2 separate regions of the Homo sapiens genome follow, and region 1 is linked to region 2. The links are chromatin loops, found by intact Hi-C in ENCODE. Cell type or tissue: PC-3. All regions are shown on one strand. Each heading gives the region's core, and the rest is flanking DNA. Links, peaks and the distances in the headings are about the cores only. Region 1 has its middle 16 kb from the start of PIGY-DT. Region 2 overlaps HERC3 (HECT and RLD domain containing E3 ubiquitin protein ligase 3).

What was found. A loop is a pair of places that touch in the nucleus more often than their neighbours do. Peaks named below come from ENCODE experiments on the same cell type or tissue, not always from the same donor. Only the 100,000 strongest peaks of a DNase experiment are listed, where the experiment ranks them.
Region 1: a loop joins it to region 2, with 10 times the contacts of the local background. A loop is called at or near these places in 2 of 110 quality-filtered maps.

The regions. Positions count from the first base shown.
Region 1 is chr4:88,537,974-88,540,884 of GRCh38, reverse strand. It overlaps a transcript of HERC3 not described here. Among named protein-coding and RNA genes, the nearest start is that of PIGY-DT, 16 kb to the right of the region's middle. In PC-3, for the core only: CTCF peaks have their summits at 1,036 and 1,237 (motif pointing left); a DNase peak (open chromatin) is centred at 1,234.
Region 2 is chr4:88,705,406-88,708,316 of GRCh38, reverse strand. HERC3 (HECT and RLD domain containing E3 ubiquitin protein ligase 3) reads right to left here. Exons shown (of 26, transcript NM_014606.3): 26 at 1-1,565. The coding sequence ends at 1,357. Among named protein-coding and RNA genes, the nearest start is that of FAM13A-AS1, 2.9 kb to the left of the region's middle. In PC-3, for the core only: a CTCF peak has its summit at 1,653; a DNase peak (open chromatin) is centred at 1,626; H3K4me3 peaks cover 299 bases.

The DNA.
Region 1 (2,911 bases), core at 223-2,722, 170 kb after region 2:
TCTTGTCTATAAAGTATTTTATTTCTCCTTCACTTATGAAGCTTAGTTTGGCTGGATATGAAATTCTGGATTGAAAATTTTTTTAAGAATGTTGAATATTGGCTCCCACTCTCTTCTGGCTTATAGAGTTTCTGCCGAGAGATCTGCTGTTAGTCTGATGGGCTTCCCTTGTGGGTAACCCGACCTTTCTCTCTGGCTGCCCTTAACATTTTTTCCTTCATTTCAACCTTGGTGAATCTGACAATTATGTGTCTTGGGGTTGCTCTTCTCAAGGAGTATCTTTGTGGTGTTCTCTGTATTTTCTGAATTTGAATGCTGGCCTGCCTTCCTAGGTGAGGGAAGTTCTCCTTGATAATATCCTGAAGAGTGTTTTCTAACTTGGTTCCATTCTCCCTGTCACTTTCAGGTACACCAGTCAAACGTAGATTTGGTCTTTTCACATAGTCCCATATTTCTCGGATGCTTTGTTCATTTCTTTCTACTTTTTTTCTCTAAACTTGTCTTCTCACTTTATTTCATTAATTTGATCTTCAATCACTGATATCTTTTCTTCCACTTGATCAAATTGGCTATTGAAGCTTGTTGTGTGTGTCACGAAGTTCTCGCACTGTGGTTTTCAGCTCCATCAGGTCATTTAAGGTCTTCTCTACACTACACTGTTTATTCTAGTTAGCCATTCGTCTAACCTTTTTTCAAGATTTTTAACCTCCTTGTGATGGGTTAGAACATGCTCTTTTAGCTCAGAGAAGTTTGTTATTACCAATCTTCTGAAGCCTACTTCTGTCAACTCATCAAAGTCATTCTCTGTCCAGTTTTGTTCTGTTGCTGGCAAGAAGCTGCGATCCTTTGGAGGAGAAGAGGTGCTCTGGTTTTTAGAATTTTCAGCTTTTCTGCTCTGGTTTCTCCCCATTTTTGTGGTTTTATCTACCTTTGGTCTTTGTTGTTGGTGACCTACAGATAGAGTTTTGGTGTGGATGTCCTTTTTGTTGATGTTGATGCTATTCCTTTCTGTTTGTTAGTTTTTCCTTCTAACAGTCAGGGCCCTCAGCTATAGTTCTGTTGGAGTTTGCTGGAGGTTCACTCCAGACCCTGTTTTCCTGGGTATCACCAGCGGAAGCTGCAGAACAGGAAATATTGCAGAACAGCAAATATTGCTGCCTGATCCTTCCTCTGGAAGCTTCGTCCCAGAGGGTCACCTGCCTGTATGAGGTGTCTGTCGCCCCCTACTGGGAGGTGTCTCCCAGTCAGGCAACACAAGAGTCAGGGACCCACTTGAGGAGGCAGTCTGTCCATTCTCAGAGCTCAAACGCCGTGCCACTGCTCTCTTCAGAGCTGTCAGACAGGGACGTTTAAGTCTGCAGAACTTGTCTGCTGCCTTTTGTTCAGCTATGCCCTGCCCACAGAGGTGGAGTCTATAGAGGTGGTAGGCCTTGCTGAGCTGCAGTGGGCTCTGCCCAGTTCAAGCTTCCTGGCTGCTTTGTTTACCTACTCAAGCCTCAGCAATAGTGGATGCCCCTCTCCCCCCGAGGCTGCAGCCTCGCAGGTTGATTTCAGACTGCTGTGCTAGCAGTGAGCAAGGCTCTGTGGGCATGGGACCCGCAGAGCCAGGCACGGGAGGGAATCTCCTGGTCTGCCGGTTGCTAAGACCATGGGAAAAGCACAGTATTTGGGCGAGAGTGTACTGTTTTTCCAGGTACAGTCTGTCATGGCTTCCCTTGGCTAGGAAAGGGAAATCCCCTGACACCTTGCGCTTCCCAGGTGAGGCGATGCCCCACACTGCTTTGGCTCGCCCTCTGTGTGTTGCACCCACTGCCCAACCAGTCCCAATGAGATGAACCAGGTATCTCAGTTGGAAATGCAGAAATCACCTGTCTTCTGCATCAATCACACTGGGAGTTGCAGACTGGATCTGTTCCTATTTGGCCATCTTGGAAGCAAGTGGAGATAGGACTTTTAAAGAGGTATGAAATGACAGTAAAATGAGGTTATGGTGGGTGGATCCTGATTCAATATGACAGATGTCTTATAAAAAGAGGAAATTGGGCCGGGCATGGTGGCTCACGCCTGTAATCCCAGCACTTTGGGAGGCCGAGGCGGGCAGATCACGAGGTCAGGAGATCAAGACCATCCTGGCTAACACGGTGAAACCCCATCTCTACTAAAAATACAAAAAATTAGCTAGGCATGGTGGCGTGCACCTGTAGTCCCAGCTACTCGGGAGGCTGAGGCAGGAGAATAGCGTGAACCCAGGAGGCAGAGCTTGCAGTGAGCGGAGATCGCACCACTGCACTCCAGCCTGGGTGACAGAGCGAGACTTCGTCAAAAAAAAAAAAAAAAAAGAGGAAATTGGGACACAGACATGTACAGAGAGATGACCATGTGAAGTCAACAGAGAGACAGCCATCTATAAGCCAAGGAGAGAGGCTTAGAAGAAACCAAACCTGCCAACACGTTGATACCTAGCCTCAAGAATTGTCAGAAAACAAATTCTGTTGTTCAAGCCATCCAGTCTGTGGTACTTTGTTATAGCAGGCCTAGCAAACTAATAGGCAGCTATTGCCACGATACTCCATGGTGTACAGTGTCATCTCAAAGAGCATTGCAGTGTGAAAGAGGTCTTTAGCAACTGAATCTAGTGAGAGAAGGAAATGTTGTACTCCAAACTGCATGGTTCCTTTACTGCGATGCAAAACCATTTGAAAGAATAGTTTAAGAACCTCCCATTTATTGTGTTAGATTTCTAACTCCAGAAAACAAGTAAATATCCATTGATTCACCTGTACCATTTCAATATAGTTCTCCCTTAAAGAATATGTGGGTCAAACAAAGAGGCTGAGAGTAAGGACTCACAGATTTAACACCAACATAAACCTATTTTTGATTGTAAAGTATGGCTAATAACATAGGACAT
Region 2 (2,911 bases), core at 247-2,746:
TCATTTTATATAAATAAGTCTTTTCTCTAGTTACTAGGAATTTAAAATTAGACTTACATGGATTCTTTAATCATGTAGAATTTTCTTACTCCATGATGAGGAAGGTTGAGCATGTCATTATTTTTAAAATACATATATTTGATTTAAACACAATCCCCCCTAAAATCCCACTGTAAACAAACATTTCGAATGTGATAAAGTTTCATAATAAAGAACGTCCTTAAATCTTAGCAATTAGGGAAGAGGAAAAAAAATCTGAGTAAAAATTTTGCAATTTAAATAAAAATTGAAAAAAAGGCTGCATGCATCCACTAGAAGGAGAGGAGAGGAAGGGAGCACTGAGTCAAGTAACAGAGAATGGGATAAAATAAAGAAGAAACGAAAGGAAAATCAGGGAGGACACAGGGTACGAAAAGGAGAAAATAAGGGAAGGGAGGAAGGAGAAAATGGTAGAGGACATAAGGTGATAGAAAAAGGGAAAGTAAATTTATTATTTCTACTTTTCTTGGACAATATAGAGACTCAAAATAGTTAATGCAACTTGCTCCAAAAGCGAGAGTGCAAGAGGTGGTGGGTCTATCAATTAACCTTATTGTCAAAGGGACAAGGATGAGCAAGAAAAAATTAGGCTCAGCTGCAACGAATGCTAAGCTGCTCTGCACATCTTTTAAAAGGTCTAGGAAATAGGCACAGCCATGGGAAAGTTGCTATTCCCTCAAGAACTTTTTAAAAGCAAGATATGTTTATATAGGCTCCCATAAATTCTTAGGAGTTCTGCCAAAATAATGGACCCAGACTCAGCTTTTTGGAATTGGGAGTTTCTGAAGCAGTCCTTTCCTCCTTTGGGTTAAAGGAGGGCTGCAACAAGCCAGAGGCATTTCCAAGTGTACAGAGGAAGGTGATGTTCTCGCATGCGCAGATAAAAAAGGACAGGTCAGTCTAAATCATTCTTATAGAGGAATGAGAAGTTAAGAGAAGGACAAGGAAGCACTGTGAGAAAACATCAGGGCTGAGAGAGACATTTGGGAAATTAAAGTTTAAAAATCCACTGCCATTTCATCCAGCAGAGTGCAACACATTCACAAGTGCAAGGAATACTGGGTAGTTTGGTTTAAAACAAAAACAAAAACACCTCCCATACAAGGGCCAATTTTTCACCCCATCCCCAACCTCTAATTTTTCAAAAAGGTTGTTTACTGCTATACAATCCCAGAAACACATCAACCAGGCTCAGTATTTAAAAGTCCCAACCCACTTAGACAATAAAAAAATAGAAATCACTCCCCATGATTTTCTGTATAGGCCTCAATGTGGACACTGAGGAACGAAGGGAAATACTGGACAAGCTGAGAAGCCTCAGGCCAAACTAAACCCTTCATAGTTGTCAAGGGCCTGGGTCAGCCGGGCACTCAGAATCTCTTTGCTGCTGTACTTGGGGAGGTCAAGAAGGTTGTAGCAAGTGTGGGCCACCGGCAAGTACTCCTCCCCGCTGGCTGTGGACTGGATGACAATCTGCAGACTGGCCATGCCGTAGATGGGAATCCGATCGCTGCCTGTCAGGAACACTGGGGAGAACGAGAAATGGCATTAGCAGCTAAGCAAACGGAAAATGGATCTCAGAGATCCTTCTGGCAACAGGAGAGGAAGGCATGACACCCTGTGGCTTGCATGAGAAGTACAATTACATTTATGTGCCAATATGCATCCTGTGGAATGAAAATTAGATGCCGTTAAGAAAAAAAAAAGGCCTCAATCAAATGTACACCCTCACAAATGTTAGATTTCACAAAATCAAAGAGGGAAGGAATTGCTGTCATAGGAAAAGAGGAGCTGATCTTAAGGGGAAAACAGAAGAAGACTGAAGTCTCTGACCTCAGGGTCTCCTCTCACCTCAAGTGCCTGATGCCTGTACCACCTTGTCTACGGAATTCCATTTAGGATCTATTTGCTCTCCTTTCCACGTCTCCATTTTTCTTAAACCCGAAGAGCTGACCCAAACATTATGTTAGACATTGCACTCTTGTGACATGCACTGTGACTTGGCAAAAGAGAGAGAGGGAGACAGACAGAGAAAGACAGCTCCTTGTTTTCTAGTGCTGAACAACACTCTCATAGTTGAATTGCTGGAAATTACTATAAGAAAATCATTAGTTAAGAAGCACTTTCAAATAACCTGCCATTCCCTGAGGCTGTGATACATAAAGTTTCTTGCCAAAAATCTCCAGAGTTAACAAACATTTCTGTAAGTCTAATGAACAGAAAGTGCCATTTTCTAGGGAAATTCCAGGACCATGAGCAGGCATCTCTTGAATGTCACAGCCCTACAAGCTCACTTGGCAAACCTTAACCTGTCATTCAGCTCTTCCACTACTGCTTCTCAATAGCCAATGCAGCCAGGCAGAGGAGAAGTGGTCCCTCTTTTTAAGAATTCTTGTGTAAGATCTCCACTTCCTCTCATCCTTGCTCCCATGTGAGCAGCAGAACCTGTTAAGTCCTACATTAATACTAATATATGCTCCATCTTATAAAGCAAAATAGACTGCCTATCAAACCCTGTGCTTTGATTTTACATGACTAAAATTCCATACTATGCACTAGCTAATTTCTGACGCTGATTACACACAGACACAAACTGAGAAATATTTCAACCATTTTTAAAAGGCTGAATTTGTTCATGTAAATTAGAATTCATTCTCCTTTCCAAAGGTATTATTACCCTTCTCAAATGTCATTCAGCCAGCCACAAAGGTCTACATATTATATGATTCAATTTGCATGAAATATCCAGAATAGGCAAATCCATAGAGACAGAAAGACTGGTGGGGGAGCTGGGAAGAAATGGAGAATGACTGCTAATAGGTATGGGGTTTCTTTTTTGAGGTTATGAATGTATTCTACAATTGACTGTGTG